Linked DNA regions of Homo sapiens: region 2 is linked to region 1. The links are chromatin loops, found by intact Hi-C in ENCODE. Cell type or tissue: heart left ventricle. All regions are shown on one strand. Links, peaks and the distances in the headings refer to the core of each region. The heading gives the core; the rest is flanking DNA.

What was found. Hi-C counts contacts between places; a loop is a spot of excess contacts. Peaks named below come from ENCODE experiments on the same cell type or tissue, not always from the same donor. Only the 100,000 strongest peaks of a DNase experiment are listed, where the experiment ranks them.
Region 2: it touches region 1 in a loop (5-fold over the local background); 1 of 110 quality-filtered maps calls a loop at or near these places.

What each region holds. Positions count from the first base shown.
Region 1 is chr19:38,228,924-38,239,004 of GRCh38, reverse strand. It overlaps a transcript of DPF1 not described here. Among named protein-coding and RNA genes, the nearest start is that of DPF1, 9.7 kb to the right of the region's middle. RefSeq lists enhancers at 1-500, 4,739-4,788 and a silencer at 9,026-9,405. In heart left ventricle, for the core only: CTCF peaks have their summits at 4,834 and 5,041 (motif pointing left); a DNase peak (open chromatin) is centred at 5,004; H3K27me3 peaks cover 1,037 bases.
Region 2 is chr19:38,494,819-38,501,570 of GRCh38, reverse strand. RYR1 (ryanodine receptor 1) reads right to left here. Exons shown (of 106, transcript NM_000540.3): 40 at 5,242-5,356; 41 at 5,030-5,162; 42 at 4,617-4,711; 43 at 2,328-2,463; 44 at 1,750-1,936; 45 at 1,555-1,663; 46 at 845-965; 47 at 581-750. Among named protein-coding and RNA genes, the nearest start is that of RYR1, 65 kb to the right of the region's middle. RefSeq lists an enhancer at 4,845-5,736. In heart left ventricle, for the core only: no CTCF peak of the experiment used is centred there; a DNase peak (open chromatin) is centred at 4,303.

The sequences.
Region 1 (10,081 bases), core at 2,158-7,157:
CTGACCTCAGTTGAACCATCTGCCTTGGCCTCCCGAAGTGCTGGGATTACAGGTGTGAGCCACCACTCCCGGCCTTATATTTATTTTTTTAAAAGAATCTCATTCTGTCGCCTAGGCTGGAGTGTAGTGGCGCAAGGCGTGATCATGGCTCACTGCAGCCTTGACCTCCCAGGCTCAGGTGATCCTCCCTCCTCAGCCTCCCCGGTAGCTGGGGCTGCAGGCGTGCACCACCATGCCCTGCTAATTTTCTTATTTGTTGTAGAGATGAGGGTCTCAATATATTGCTCAGGCTGATCTTGAAAACTCCTTGGCTCAAGAGATCCTTCCACCTCAGCCTCCCAGTGCTGGGCTTACAGGCTTGAGCCACCATGCCGGCCTGAATGTTTTCTCTCTTTTTTTTTTTTTTTGAGACAGAGTCTCGCTCTGTCGCCCAGGCTGGAGTGCAGTGACGCCATCTCGGCTCACTACAAGCTCCGCCTCCCAGGTTCACGCCATTCTCCTGCCTCAGCCTCTGGAGTAGCTGGGACTACAGGCGCCCGCCACCAGGCCCGGCTAATTTTTTGTATTTTTAGTAGAGACAGGGTTTCACCATATTGGCCAGGCTAGTCTCGAACTCCTGACCTTGTGATCCACCCGCTTGGCCTCCCCAAGTGCTGGGATTACAGGCGTGAGCCACCGCGCCCGGCCAACAGCCTGAATGTTTTCTTTACAGGGCCGCTGTCTCTGGCCTCCTCTCACCTCCTGCCTCCTCTGTCTCCGGCCTCGTTCTCACCTGGTTCCTCCTCACTCTCTCTCCTGTCAATGCTGGCCAGCCGGGGTCTCCAACTTTTGGAAGACTGTTGATGTTACCTAAAGTGAGAAGGCTGAGTGAGCTCCCCTGGGGAGAATGCCTGCATGGAGAAGATGACTTTAGGTACCATCAATGGTCTTCCAAAATTCTCTCCAGCCTGACCTCTTCTCTGACCTTCAGACTCACCCAGCAACAACACTTGGATGTCTGATGCGCATCTCAGACCCAACACCTCTGGATCTCCTGGCCTCTCCCTAACCTGCCCCTTTCTCATGCGGCCCCGTCTCAGGGGCCTCTGATTGCTCTGGTTACAGACCCTGGCATCATCCTCATTCTTGACACTCCACAGTCAGATTTGTAAATTATCCACCCTCAGATTCTGTCCACTCTGCTGAGGGAGGCAGAATCATGCCTCCCCAAAGAGATCCTAGTTCCGTAGAAGGAAAAAGAGTCTTTGCAGATGAGATTGAGTTAAGCATCTTAACATGGGGATCTGGCTGGGTGCGGTAGCTCATGCCTGTAATCGCAGGGTGTTGGGAGGCTGAGGTGGGAGGATCACTTGAGCCCAGGAGTTTGAACCAGCCCGGGCAACAAAATGAGACACTCTCTCTCCAAAAAAAAAAAAAAAAAAAAAAAAAGCTGGGTTTGGTGGCTCACGCCTCTAATCCCAGCACTTTGGGAAGCTGAGGTGGGCGGATCACGAGGTCAAGAGAATGAGACCATCCTGGCCAACATGGTGAAACCCTGTGTCTACTAAAAATACAAAAATTAGCTGGGCATGGTGGCATGTGCCTGTAATCCCAGCTACTCGGGAGGCTGAGGCAGGAGAATCGCTTGGACCTGGGAGGTGGAGGTTGCAGTAAGCCGAGATGGAGCCACTGCACTCCATCCTGGCGAGAGTGGGATTCCATCTCAAAAAAAAAAAAAAAAAAAAAAAAAAAGCTGGGCATGGTGGTGTGCACCTGTGGTCCCAGCTATTTGGGAGACTGAGGTGGGAGGATTGCTTGAGCCCAGGAGGTCAAGCCTGTAGTGAACTATGATGGTGCCACAGCACTCCAGCCTGGGTGACAGAGTGAGACTTTGTCTCAAAAAAAGAAGGGGGACCTGAGGGGAGGTAGATTCTCCTGAATTATCTAGGTGGGTTCCAAAAATGATCACATGTGCCCTTTAAGAGGGAGGCAGAGGGAGACTTGACATAGACAGAAGGTGCTGTGTAGGCAGAGCAGAGATGTGGAGATGCTGGCCTTGAAGACTGGCGTGATGTGGCCAAGCCCAGGACTGCCAGCAGCCCCCATAAGCTGGAATTGGAGAGGAACAGATTTTCCCCCAGAGCCTCCCAAAGGAACACAGCCCTGCCCACACCTTGCTTTCAGCCCAGTGACACTGACTTTGGACTTCTGGCCTCTACGCTGTGAGAGAATACATTTCTGTTTATTTTGCTTTGTTTTGTTTTGTTTTTGTTTTTGTTTTTGTTTTTTTTGAGACAAAGTATTGCAATGGCTCCATCACGACTCACTGCAACCTCCGCCTCCTGGGTTCATCAAGCAGTTCTCCTGCCTCAGCCTCCCGAGTAGCTGGGATTACAGGCATCCGCCACCACACTTCTTCACTCCTTCAAATCAATCTGTTTTATTTTTTAAAATTATTTTTTATTTGCTTCTTTTTTCTTTCTAGAATCTGTGTTCTGCTGAACCTATTTCTTCTTTTTCTTTTCTTTCTTTTTTTTTTTTTTTTTAGAGAGAGACTCTCTCTGTTGTCCAGGCTGCAGTGCAGTGGTGTGATCATAGCTCACTACTGCTTCCAACTTTCAGGCTCAAGTGATCTTCTTGCCTCAGCCTCCTGAGTAGCTGAGACTGCAGACATGCATTACCACACCCAGATAATTTTTGTATTTTTAGTAGAGACGGGGTTTCACCATGTTGGCCAGGCTGGTCTTGATCTCCTGACCTCAAGTGATCTGCCCTCCTCGGCCTCCCAAAGTGCTGGGATTCCAGGCATGACCCTTGCCCGCCCATTTCTGTTGTTTTAGGCCACCACTTTGGTGGTCATATAACAGCCACATTCTCTTACTTCCCATCCCTTTCTCATACCCACACTGTTGCTCCCCCTCCCCTCTGACCCATCTTGGCACCACTTCCCTGGTCTCTGCTCTCCCCTTTGCCTCCACAGTCTGCATCCCCACCAATAATCAGAGAGACCTTCCCTTCCCTTCCCTTCCCTTCCCTCCCCTCCCCTTCCCTTCCCTTTTTTTTTTTTTTTTTTTTTGAGACGGAGTCTCGCTTTGTCGCCAGGCTGGAGTGCCTTGGCGCAATGTCGGCTCACTGCAACCTCTGCCTCCTGGGTTCAAGCGATTCTCCTGCCTCAGCCTCCCGAGTAGCTGGGACTATAGGTGCGTGCCACCACGCCCAGCTAATTTTTGTATTTTTAGTAGACACGGGGTTTCACCATGTTGGCCAGGATGGTCTCAATCTTTTGACCTTGTGGTCCGCCTGCCTCGGCCTCCCAAAGTGCTGGGATTTCAGGCTTGAGCCACTGTGCCCAGCCTGAGCCACCGCTCCCAGCCTGATATATCTTTCTTTCTTATTTTTTTTTTGAGCCAGAGTCTCACTCTCCTGTCTGTGTCAAGTCTCCCTCAGCACCCCAGGCTGGAGTGCAGTGGCACAATCATAGCTCACTACTGCCTCGACCTTAGCAGTCATGTCTCCTTCAGAAGCCCAGGCTGGGCTCCAGTGATCCTCCTGCCTCAGCCTCCTGAATAGCTGGGAGTATAAGTGCCCCTCACCACACTTGGCTAATTTATTTTTAATCTTTTGTAGAGATGGGGTCTCACTATGTTGCCTTGTCTGGTCTCAAACTCCTGGGCTCAAACAATCCTCCTGGCCAGGCACGGTGGCTCATGCCTGTAATCCCAGCCCTTTGGCAGGCCGAGGTGGGTGGATCATTTGAGGTCAGGAGTTCGAGATCAGCTTGCCCAACATGGTGAGACCCCATCTCTACTAAAAATACAAAAATTAGTCAGATGTGGTGACGCATGCCTGTAGTCCCAGCTACTTGGGAGGCTGAGGCAGGAGAATCACTTGAACCAAGGAGGAGGAGGTTGAAGTGAGCTGAGATGGCGCCCCTGAACTCCAGCCTGGGCGACGGAGTGAGACTCTGTTTCAAAATCAAGCAAAAAAAAAAAAAAAAAAAAAAAAAAAAAATCCTCCCACCTTGGCCTCCCAAAGTGCTGGGATGCTGGGATTACAGGCTTGAGCCACCACACCCAACCAGATCTGGGTTCGAATCCTACTTCTCCCTGCCATGAAGGTTGAGGGCTTCCCGTCTCAGCTCATTGCTGACATTTGGGTGCCTGCTTCCCAAGTGTGGTCTGTATGATTCAGTGATGTGTGTAGCTTGTTAAAGCTCAGTACAGGTCCTGACTCAGGAGGAGCTGAACCAATGAGTCTTTATTTGCTGTTACGATTATTACTGTTGCTGCCCTGATACTGCATGGCCCCCCAGCCCCACCTCTTCTGCGCCTCAGCATCCCCATCTGGGCAGGAAACTTTTTTTTTTTTTTTTTTTTTGATACAGGGTCTCACTCTTGTTGCCCAGGCTGGAGTGCAGGTGGCATGATCTCAGCCCACTGCAGTGTCTGCCTCCTGGGTTCAAGCTATTATCCTACCTCAACCTCCTGAGTAGCTGGGATTACAGGCACCTGCCACCATGCTCAGCCAGTTATTTTTTGTACTTTTAGTAGAGACAGGGTTTCACCATGTTGGCCAGGCTGGTCTTGAACTCCTGACCTCAGGTGATCCGCCTGCCTCCGCCTCCCAAAGTGCTGGGGTTACAGGCGTGAGCCACCGCACTGGGCCTGGGCAGGAAACTTCTGAAAGGTACATCTGAACATCCCAAGGGCCACTTAGGGAAGGCTTCCTCTGAATTGTAGCGGGCAGGAGAGGGGAGAAGTGGCTGTTAGCAGTTGCATTTCCTTCAGAGGCCAAAGCTGGACCCAGTGGGTATGGGGCAGAGTTTTCTGTGATTCCAGGTCCACCGGAACCTTGGATTAGAGGCGTGTGTGTGTGAGAGAGAGAAGGAGAGGGAGATACCCTGGTGACCAGGTCCTGGGCAGGGTCTGAGGCTCAGGGTTGGGGGCCCAGTGTCTCTGCGGGCAGCCCCATGGCCTGCAGGATGTCTCCCGGATCTGAGGCTTCCGAAGCAGCCTCTGCTGGACAAAGACTGGGGCCACAGCGCCCTCTGGTGGGCAAACCCTTGGGTTCCAGGGTTAGGAGAAGTGACCACAGGTTGAGACTTTTAGGGTTTGTTCCTCAAAGCTTGAGTGATGGGCATTAAGAAGATCAGGCATTAAGGCCCCAAGAGGTCAGAGCAGGAACCTTGCCCTGTGTCTGGGTAGATCAGGGGGTCAGGACTCAAAAGGATTCACATGCAGGCCGGGTGTCCTCTCCTCCAGGAAGGCATCCCTGACTGTCAGGCTAGGCCAGGAGACAGCCGCCTCTGGGCTCCCACAGTGCCCTGTGTCTCCCCCGCTCCAGCCCCGACCCCTCTGCCTGTGCCCCCCAATCCCTGCCCGGACCCCTCTGCCTGTGTCCTCCTTGTCCCAGCCCCGACCCCTCTGCCTGTGCCCCCCAATCCCGGCCCGGACCCCTCTGCCTGTGTCCCCCTTGTCCCAGCTCCGACCCCTCCGCCTGTGCTCCCCATCCCACCTGGACCCCTCTGTCTGTGCTCCCCATCCCACCTGGGCCCCTCTGCCTGAGTCCCCCTTGTCCCAAACCCAACCCCTCTGCCTGTGCTCCCCAATCCTGGCCCAGACCCCTCTGCCTGTGTCCCCCTTGTCCCAGCCCCGACCCCTCTGCCTGTGTCCCCTAACCCCACCTGGACCCCTCTGGACATCACTGTCTGGTGATGAGTCTGTTACTCTTCTGGACTCCAAGCTTAAGGCAAAGTCTGGGGCCATCTTATTTGCTGCTGTGTCCCCAGCACATCCACAGAGGGATGGAGACCATCATCGTTCTCTAGAAATGAGTGGATGTGACATTTATTTATTTATTTATTTTGGGATGGAGTCTCACTCTGTTGCTCAGACTAGAGTGCAGTGGTGCCATCTCAGCTCACTGCAGCCTCCACTTCCTGAGTTCAAGTGATTCTCCTGCCTCAGCCTCCCTAATAGCTGGGACTACAGGCGCCCGCCACCACGCCCGGCTAATTTTTGTATTTTTAGTAGAGACAGGGTTACACCATGTTGGCCAGGCTGGTCTCAAACTCCTGACCTCAGGTGATCCACCCTCCTCGGCCTCCCAAAGTGTTGGGATTATAGGCATGAGGCACCGCGCCCGGCCAAGTGTGCCTTTTAATGTATCCCTTCTCTCTGCCTTGAAGCCTTAGGTCCAGATGCTGTGCTGGGCACTTTTCCTTAAAAAAGGCCCCAAATTTGCCCCTCACTTCAGGTTGTCCAAGTGTCCATATGGGGTAGGGCAGAGCCTGGATCCCACCTGATTCTCTTCATGCTGGGTGCATGCTTTTGGACACTGGGGAGAGGCATGGAGCATGACTAATTGATACATTTATTTTATTTTATTATTTTATTTTGAGATGGAGTTTTTTGCTCTTTTGCCCAGGCTGGAGTGAAGTGGCACAATCTCGACTCACTGCAACCTCCGCCCCCTGGGTTCAAGTGATTCTCTTGCCTCAGCCTCTTGAGTGGCTGGGATTACAGGCACGTGCCACCACACCTGGCTTATTTTTGTATTTTTAGTAGAGCTGGGGTTTCACTGTGTTGGCCAGTTGGTCCCTAACTCTTAACTTCAGGTGATCCACCCGCCTCGGGCTCCCAAAGTGCTAGGATTACAAACATGAGCAAACTGCACCTGGCCAATACATTTATTTATTCATAATTTTGGCTGGGTGTTGTGGCTCGCGCCTGTAACCCCAGCACTTTGGGAGGCTGAGGCAGGAGGCTAGGGGCTGCAATTTTAGCTAGGGTTGTGTCTGAGGAGGTGGCATTTAACCGGAGACCTGAATGAAGTGCGGGATGGAGTGAGGCAGGTGTCTGTGGGAGGAGCACTCTAGGCAGAGGTGCAAAGGTCCTGTGGCTGGAGTGGGATTGGAATGTTCCAGAAATAGGGAGGAAGCTAGTGGGGCTGGAGTGAAGTTAGCCAAGGGAAGGAAGGAGGTGAAAGAGGCCAGAAATGTGATGAGGGTTGAGGAGGGATGGAGGAGGGCGTAGCGAGGGCTTTGCATTTTATTCAAATTATGAAAGAAGCCGCTGGAGGTTTGAGCCAGAGAGTGGTTGGATGCAGATATATGCTTAATTAATTAATCATTATTATTATTAGTTGAGATGGAATCTCTCTTTTGCCCAGGCTGGAGTGCAGCAGTGCGATCTTGGCTCGCTGCAACCTCTGTCTCTCAGGTTCAAGCGATTCTCCTGCCTCAGCCTTCCGAGTAGCTGGGATTACAGGCATGCACCACCACAGCTGGCTAATTTTTGTATTTTTAGTAGAGATGGGGTTTCACCATGTTGGCCAGGCTGGTCTCAAACTCCTGACCTCAAGTGATCCACCCACCTTGGCCTCCCAAAGTGTTGGGATTACAGGCATGAGCCACTGTGCTCAGCACAGAGATATGCTTCAGATAGCCTGCTCTGGCTGTGTGGGGAGAGCAGACTTGAGGGGCAGGAGCCCAGTGATGAAGCTGCTACCATAGTCCAGGCAGCAGACAATGATGGACAGGACTGGGGTGCAGGCCATGAAGTGCAGAGAGTGGGTGGAATCTGGATATGTTTTGAATGTAGAGACAACAGAATTTGCCGATGGGCTTGGAGTGTGTGTGCGAAAAAGAAGAGGAGAAGGAGAGTTCAGGATGATTGATTGCACTTAGAACAAAATCCATTTTCTTTATAATGACCTACAAGGTACTACATGAGCCGGGTCCTTGCTCTCTCCCCAGGCTGTCTCCCCCTGCTCACTCTGCTCCAGTCACACTCAATTGCTTCCTGATCTTTGAACATGCCACACTTGTTCCCAGCCCAGGGCATTTGCACTTGGTGATCCTGTGCCTAGACATGCTTCTTAGTGCATGCTGGCAACTTCTAGACCTTAGCTCAAATGTCATCTCTTCAGAGAAGCCACTTCTTCACTCCTTCAAATCAATCTGTTTTCTTTTTTTAAAATTATCTTTTATTTGCTTCTTTTTTCTTTCTGGAATCTGTGTTCTGCTGAATCTATTTTATTTTCTTCTTTTCTTTCTTTTTCTTTCTTTCTCTTGCTTGCTTGCTTGCTTTCTTGCTTTTGACGGAGACTCTCTCTGTTGTCCAGGCTGGAGCTCACTACTGCCTCCAACTTTCAGGCTCAAGTGATCTTCTTGCCTCAGCCTCCTGAGTAGCTGAGACTCCAGACATGCATCACCACACCCAGATAATTTTTAAACTTTTTGCAGAGATGGGATCTCACTATGTTGCCCAGGCTGGTCTTGTGCTATGGGGCTCAAGCAATCCTCCTGCCTCAGGCTCCCAAAGTGCTGGGATTATAGGTGTGTGCCTGGACTCTTCTCTTTTTCTTTTTCTTTCTTTCTCTCTCTCTCTCTCTCTTTTTTTTTTTTTTTTTTTTGAGACAGGGTCTCGCTCTGTCACCCAGGCTGGAATGCAGTGGTACAATCTCGGCTCACTGCAATCTCTGCCTCCCAGGCTCAAGTGATCCTCCCACCTCAGCTTCCTGAGTAGCTGGGACTACAGGCATGCACCACCACACCCAGCTAATTTTTTGTATTTTGGGTAGAGACGGGGTTTCGCCATGTTGCCCATATTGGTCTTGAACTCCTAAGCTCAGATGATCCACCTGCCTTGGCCTCCCAAAGTGATGGGATTACAGGCCTCCCAAAGTGATGAGCAACCACGACTGGCCCCATTTTCTTTTCTTTATAGCACCTTTCACTGTCTGAAATGATTTTATCTATTTATTTTCTTATTATCTGTCTTTCTCCACTAGAATGTCAGCTCCTTGAGAGCGGCAACTTTGTTTTGGTCATTGCTGTATCCCCAGTGCCTAGAAGAGTTCCTGGAACACAGCAGGCACTCAGTAAATGAACAAAGGCACTGATTAACCCCTGTGCTTGTTCACAGGCTGTCCGACATAGAAGAGACACCCAAATAGGCCTAGACAAGAATACACGACAGACCCTAGGGTCATCCACATACCCTGGGGACATCTAGAAGCTAGGGACCACCTGCTTCCGCGCCCGCGGTGCCTGGAGGGTGGAGATCCCGAGTTGGAGACCGAGCACTCCCAGGGAGGGAGGAAAGATGCTCTGGGGGGAGCCCCGCCCCTCCCTGTATCCCCAGCAGCCAATGGGAGCGCGGTCCTCCTGACGCCCCCTGGGACGTGTAGTCCGGGCAGGGGCGCCCTCGGGCGCCGCCGCGCGCCCCTAGACTCCACGTCCCGTCGTGCGCTGGGAGGCGCGGGGATTGGCTGAGCCCCGCCCCCGGCCCGCCCCGCTCCGCTCGCGCCGCAGCCCCAAGAATGAATGAAATCGTAGCGCGCTGGGCGGCAGAGCGGGCGGCGCAGGCCGGGCTGGGCCCGCGCGCGGCGGCAGCGGCGCCCCGGGCCGGAGGCGGCCCAGCCGAGCGGGCCATGGCCACCGCCATTCAGAACCCGCTCAAGTCGTGAGTGTCCCTGCCGTCCCCGCCCCCTGTCCAGACCCCCCCACCAGGAGCCCTTCCCCCGCCCGCCCTGGGGCTGAGGAGGGGGACGCAGCGCGCGGACCGTAGTTGAATGGGGGCCCCCAGCGCGAACCCTTGCCCCGGGGGTCCCCACCCCCTGTCGCCCCCTGGGGTTGGGGGCGGGAGCCCCTCCAGGGTCGCGGGGGCGCCTCTTCTTTGTCGCTGTCAGTGAAGGAATGCGGCGCGGGCTGGGGGTGGCGGAGGCCGTTTCCCCACCCAGAGTGGGGGTAGGGGTTTCCCTCTCCTCCATCTCTCCCTCAGGGTCTCCGGAGGTGCCGGGCCTGCCCCGGCCGGGGCTGAAAGCTCGAACACCTAAGTCCGGACCTCGGTCTCCAGGGTTTCCATCACCCGCTCTCCGCTCATCAAAGCGCCTTTCTCTCTTTCCCCTTCTTTCTCTGAGGACCCCGGCCCTCGCGGCCGCAGGGTGGGAGCTGAGACGTCGGGGGTCCCCAGTTCCATCCCCGCTGCCTCCCCTTTTTCCTCCCGGGATCCCGGGAACTGGAAGCCCCGAACCCGCCGTCAGTCTGGACCGCGGCATCCCTCCCTCTCCCCGCGCATACACATCAAACGGGAGCATC
Region 2 (6,752 bases), core at 1,753-6,752, 260 kb before region 1:
GTTATTGCTGTTCCTGTACAGAGTTCTGTGTGCCCACAGTACCAAACCAATACTGCGAACAAAATATTTTTTTTGAGATGGAGTCTCGCTCCATTGCCAGGCGGGAGTGCAGCGGCACGATCTCGGCTCACTGCAACCTCCGCCTCCCCGGTTCAAGTGATTCTCCTGCCTCAGCCTCCTGAGTAGCTGGGATTACAAGTGTGCGCCACCACGTCTGGCTAATTTTTGTACTTTTAGTAGAGATGCGGTTTCACCATGTTGGTCAGGCTGGTCTCGAACTCCTGACCTTGTGATCCGCTCGCCTCGGCTCCCCAAAGTGCTGGGATTACAGGCGCGAGTCACCACGCCTGACCTCAAATGATGATTTCTTATAACTGGAGGTCTTGGAGATTCCTACTCACCCTTCATCGGAATTCAGTGTTTCTTCGTTTTCATTTTCTATCTTGATGATGGTATTGGGGATTATGATATGTCCACAATCCCAAGAAAAACAAAAGCAGCTGCTGCTGCTCTACCGTGACCCATCTCCTGTCCCTCTGTGGAAGTGGGGAGGGTGGCCAGGCTGGGCAGGGTTGCTCACCGTGTCCAGCGAGGCGGCTGCCCTCATGTCGGGCAGGAACCCCACGTCCAGCACGTGCAGCAAGAAGTCCTGGTTCTCGATGCCATACACACGGTCCAGGAAGAGCACCATGGACGCCTTGTGGTCCGGCACGAAGGATGCTGACATCTTTGGCTGCACCAGAGCCCCATCTGCAGGCAGGGAGGGTGGGTTCGGGGATGCCCTGCGGACCCAGCCGCTCCCTCCCCAGCATCACTCCTTCGCCAAGTTCCATCCCCTCTGCACCTTTGCCCAGGGTGGGAATCTGCAGTGGGAGGCTGATGATGCCCACAAGGTCCTCCAAGGGCACAAGGGAGCGGAGGATGGCGCGGATCCGCAGGGCCTCACCCTTGCCGGCTTGGATTAGCTGGGGAGTAGAGGGAGGGAGAGGGGCACTCATCAGGCGCTGGTGCCCCACTCAGTGACTGCTCTGCTCCCTCCCTTACCACACAGGAGGGTAGAGCAGGCCTCTTTCTCAGGAGGCTGTCTAGAGTTTCCAGCCCTCGTTCCTCTGCCTGTGCCCCCCCACCCCAGTCCCGACCTCTCTCCTTGTTCCCCCCAACCTCATCCTGACCCCTCTCCCTGCGACCCCTCATCCTGGCCCCGACCCCTATCCCTGTGACCCCATCCCCATCCTGACCCCTCTCCCTGTGTTCCCCATCCCCATCCTGAGTCCTCTCCGTGTGCCCTGCAATCCCAGCCCCGACCCCTCTTCCTGTGCTCCCCCATCCCAGCCCTGACCACTCTGGGTGTCACTGTCCGTCTCCCCCATTGGACTGGGAGCTCTGTGAGACCAGGCCCTGGGGCTGTCTTGGTCACTGTTGTGTCCCCAACATTGCTAGTCCAGGACCACCCACATATGGGAGCTCACTCCGTGTCACCGAGTGCCTGCATGAGGCGTTCAAAGCGGCTGTGCCTGCCCTCCCTTCCCATCCTGCCCTGGCTCAGGGTCTCACATGCATCTCTGGTGCACAGCGTCCGAGCAGGTCGATCAAGGCGGCATAGAAGGACATGATGGCGTGTCCCAGGTGCACCCGGTTTTCTTCAGGCGGTTCCTCACCAAAGCTGCAGGGAAGGTGGGTGGGTTGGGGAGGCAGCCAGGGGCCAGGGAGGGCGGGTTGCCCTATTGAGGAGGGGGCCGGGAGACTCACTGCTCGCGCCGCCGGTCCCTGCGGATGCCTGGGCCATCCCTCGCAGGGTCCTCGGAGATGCGGATGGCCTCTTCGATGGCAGCCAGCAGCCCTGAGCCACCCTCACCCCGCAGGGCGGGTCCGAAGCACTCAGGCTTCCGGATGAGCAGCCGCACCACCACATTGGCGTTCTCCTCCACGCTCTCGCCTGGCCACCCGCATGGGGAAAGGGGGTCTCATGAGCCACCATCAGAGACCTCCCCATGCAGCCCCAGGACCCAACACCTCCAGGGGTAACACAGGTCCCATCCAGCTCCAGGACCCAACACCTCCAGAGGTAACACCAGGCCCCTGCCAGCCCCAGGACCCAACACCTCTAGGGGTAACACCAGGCTCCCGCCAGCCCCAGGATCCAACACTGCCAGCCACAGGACCCAACACCTCCAGGGGTAACACAGGCCCCTGCCAGCCCCAGGCCTGCTGGAAGGGATTCCTGCCTGGACCCCATCTGTGGCTCAGGGTGCGAGCAGTCATCTCGAGGGAGGTGTGTGACCAGTGACTCCATACTTCCCGCTCTGCCACTGCCACCCCCTCCTCACCGTTGACGAAGACAGCAAAGCGCAGGAAGTCCAGGTAGCGCTCTCCACCACAGGGGTTCCAGCCAATGTCTGGGTACCCTTTGGCCACAAGCATGGGGCAGCTCTGGAGGCCACAGCCTGCCAGGTAGGACACAACCTGGGGGCAGAAGGGGCTCAGTCAGAGACCAGACCCATGCCACCTTCCTCCTGGGGCTCAGCCCTCTGCCCTGCCCTGCCCTGCCCTGCGGCTCCTCAGTCCGGTTCAGCTCTGATCCCTCGGCCCATTAGCCCTGGTCCTGTCAGAGGCCTGTAAACTACAGCAACTCCATCTTGAACAGGAGCTTGAGACCTACTGGGCTGCATTCCCAGATGGTTAAGGCATTCTAAGTCACAGAACAAGATAGAAGGTTGGCACAAGATACAGGTCATAAAGTCCTTGCTGATAAAATAGGCTGCAGTAAAGAAGCCGGCCAAAACCCACCAAAACCAAGATGGCAACGAGAGTGACCTCTGGTCATCCTCACTGCTGCACTCCCACCAGCGCCACGACAGTTTACAAATGTCATGGCAATATCAGAAAGTTACCCTACATGGTTTAGAAAGGGGAGGCATGAATAATCCACCCCTTGTTATGCTAAACAGCATATCATCAAGAAATAACATAAAAATGGGCAACCAGCAGCCCTTGGGGCTGCTCTGTCTATGGATTAGCCATTCTTTTATTCCTTTACTTTCCTAATAAACTTGCTTTCACTTTACTCTATGGAGTTGCCCTGAATTCTTTCTTACATGAGATCCAAGAACCTTCTCTTTGGGCCTGGATCCAGACCCCTTTCCTGTAGCGGTTCTGTCCACCCTTGTCTCCCACCTGGACCACAACACGAGCCTCCTCCCTGTCCTTCTGTCCTTCTGCCTTCCCCTCAATCTGTTCCCCACACACAGCCAGAGGGACCCTGTGAACACCTGAGTCAGGTCACGTCCCTCCTCTGCTCAGAATCCTGGCCTCCTCTCACTCAGGGTAAAAGCCAGAGCCCTTGTTGTGACCGATGAGATGCCACATGACCCACCTGTCACCTCCTGCCCTCACCCTCACTACCTCTGCTCCAGCCACAGCTGTCTTTCTGCTGTTCCTCCAGCTTATGAGGTTTGCTCCTGCCTCAGGGCCTTTGCACTGGCTGTTCCCGCTGCCTAGAATGCTCTTCCCCATGATGACCACCTGACCTGTCACCTTCCTTCAGAGCTTTACACAAATGTCACTTTCTCAATGAGGCTTTCTCTGGCCACTTTTTTTTTTAAGGGGTCTCGCTCTGTCCCTGAGGTGAAGTGCAGTGGTGTGACCATAGCTCACTGCAGCCTCAGCCTCGCAGGCTCTATCAAATCCTCCCACCTTAGCCTCCTGAGTAGCTGGGACTACAGTTACGTGCCACTACACCCACCTACTTTTTGTATTTTTTGTAGAGACAAGGTGTCCCTATATTGTCCAGGCTGGTCTTAAACTCCTGAGCTTAAGTGATCCTCCTGCCTCGGCCTCCCAAAGTGCTGGGATTATAGATGTAAGCCACTTTGCCTGGCCAGACAGGGATTTTTGACTGTCATATTGCTACTGCTTTGCATATGGTAAGCTAACACTACATATTTGTTGAATGATAATATAACAGCAGCTAACGTTACTGACTGCCCCTTTACAAACACTTTACTGGATTAATTCATTTAATCCTCAGAATGACTCCATGAAGTCGTTTCTATGACTACATTCATTGTACAGATGAGACAACAGGGGTCTGGAGAGTCTAAGTCACTTATCCAAGGCCACACAGCCAGGGAGCGAGGGGAGCAGAAGCAAAGTTGCTGAAGTCTGGAGCCCACGCATTTCACCACTGTACACAGAAGTGGAAGCTCGGAGAGCGAAGAAATGTGCCAAGGCCACCTGGCTGGAAGCCTAGACTGTGGATCGGCCCCCAACCCGGAAGCGTAGCGTGCGGATCCGCCCCCAGCCCGGAAGTGTAGACTGCGGATCCGCCCCCAGCCTGGAAGTTAGAGTGCGGATCCGCCCCCATCCCGGAAGCGTAGACTGTGGACCTGCCCCCAGACGGGAAGCGTGGAGTGCGGACCGGCCCACAGCCAGGAAGCATCCCATGAATGAACAACTGGGTGCCGTTCTCTCCCTGCAAATTAGTCTCCTTCTGGTTGGGCACTGGACCATCCAGAATTGCCCCCCAGAATGAGTTTGGAATCAGCAGGTGTCCCAAGCAGCCGGGTAGCGGCCCGATTTCCTCCCTTAGGCCTGGGGCCCAGCCCTGCCCTCCACACCTTTTCCAGGTCCTGCTCCTGCAATGCCAAGGCCAGCTCATTGTTGTCAATGACGGAGGCAGCAGCCACGTCCAGGGGCGTGGAGCCCTGCATGCCTGCAGGGGCGAGAGGTGGGGAGAACATCTCACTCCTGCTTGTCTCGCCTCCTCTGGGAAGCCCTCCCTGACCACCCTTTTTCCAGCCTGGATCAGGTGCCTCCTCTGGTCTGTACTTCCCTCATCCAAGCTCTGACCACTCTGGGCTGTCACTATTGGGGTCACTATTGTGTCCCCAGCATTACTCATTACAGGGCCAGAACCACAGTTGAGAGGGAGTGTTTGTTGAATGAGTGAGCTGGTGGAAAGTGGGGCAGGCCTGGACGGGGTGCCAGGAGTGGGTTCTGGGGGACAGCCCCTGGGCTCGGGGGTTCTCACCCAGGCCGATGCCACTGTTCTCCAGCAGGTAGCTCAGGTGGTCAAACATGGAGCGCTGGTTCTGCCGGCTGATTCGGCAGAAATAGCAGAGGAAGCGGCAGCAGCTTGTCACCATCTTGGGGAAGCGGATCTCCTGGGACAGGCAGGGTGGTCAGGGCCTGCCCTCTGTGGCTGCCTCCCCTGAGCTCCCCAGCACCTGCCTGGGCCCTCACCTTGGACTCGCCGCCCCCGAGGACGTTGACCATGACCTCCATGACCGTCTCGTGCATGCCCAGCGCCCTCATCAGGTTCGGGTGTTGGTAGAAGACTTTGTTGTTCATGATGTTCCTGTGCACGGGCAGAGTGTGCGGGGTCACCAGGGGCCCAGGTCCGGAGAGGGCCATAGCCACCACTGTGACAGCGTTGGCATTCTTGACCCTCTCACTCTGTGCCTAGCACCACCGCCTTTACAGATCTGAACTCACTCAATTCCTACAGCTGGCCGGGTGCGGTGGCTCATGCGTGTAATCCCAGCACTTTGGGAGGCCGAAGCTAGAGGATCACTTGAGGTCAGGAGATCGAGATCAGCCTGGCCAACATGGTGAAACCCCATTTCTACTAAAAATACAAAAATTAGCCAGGCGTGGTGGCGCATACCCGTAATCCCAGCTACGCAGGAGGCTGAGGTGGGAGAATCGCTTGAACCCGGTATGCGGAGGTTGCAGTGAGCAGACATTGCGCACTCCAGGCTTGGCAACAGAGCAAGACTCCATCTCAAAAAATAAAAAAAAAAAATTCCTACAGCCACTGTGGGAGGAAGGGTCCCTGTTTCCCTCATAAGGAGACTGAGGCGTGCACCCAAGGCAGGCTCCTCTAGGGCAGAGATCTTTGCCATGTTGCCCTTTGTCAAATGTTGTCCCAGCATGGTGGCTTTTGCCTTGTAATTCCAGCCCTTTGGGAGGCCAAGGCAGGAGGATCACTTGAGCCCAGGAGTCCAAGACCAGCCTGGGCAACATAGCAAGACCCTACCTCTACAAAAAAATTTACAAATTAGCTGGGTATGGTGGTGTGTGTCTGTAGTCCCAGCTACTCAGGAGACTGAGGCAGGAGGATCGCTTGAGCCCAGGAAGTTGAGGCTGCAGTGAGCTGTGATTGGGCCACTGCACTCTAGCCTGGGCAACAGAGTGAGGCCCTGTCTCAAAAACACCTAGAAATGCCTGGCACGAAGTAGGTGCTTAATAAATGTTTACTGTGTGAATGAGATTTATTTGACAATGAGTGCTCAATACTGCTACCATAATTATTATTATTCGCATGAGCTCACTGAAGCCACAGCACAACCCTTCAGAGTAGGCTTGGCTCTCCCCGGTTTTACAGATGAGGAAACTGAAGCTCAAAAAGGGTAAACCTCAGCTGGGTGTGGTGGCTCACGTCTCTAATCCCAGCACTTTGGGAGGCCGAGGCGGGTGGATCACCTGAGGTTAGGAGTTCGAGACTAGTCTGATCAACATGGTGAAACCCTGTCTCTACTAAATATAAAAAATTAGCCTGGTATGGTGGTGCGTGCCTGTAATCCCAGCTACTTGGGAGGCTGAGACAGGAGAATTGCTTGAACCTGGGAGGCGGAGGTTGCAGTGAGCTGAGATTGCGCCATTGCACTCCAGCCTGGGTGACAGAGTGAGACTCAGTCTCACAAAAAAAAAAAAAAAGGGGGGGGTGGGGAATGTCCTGCTGAGAGTCACAC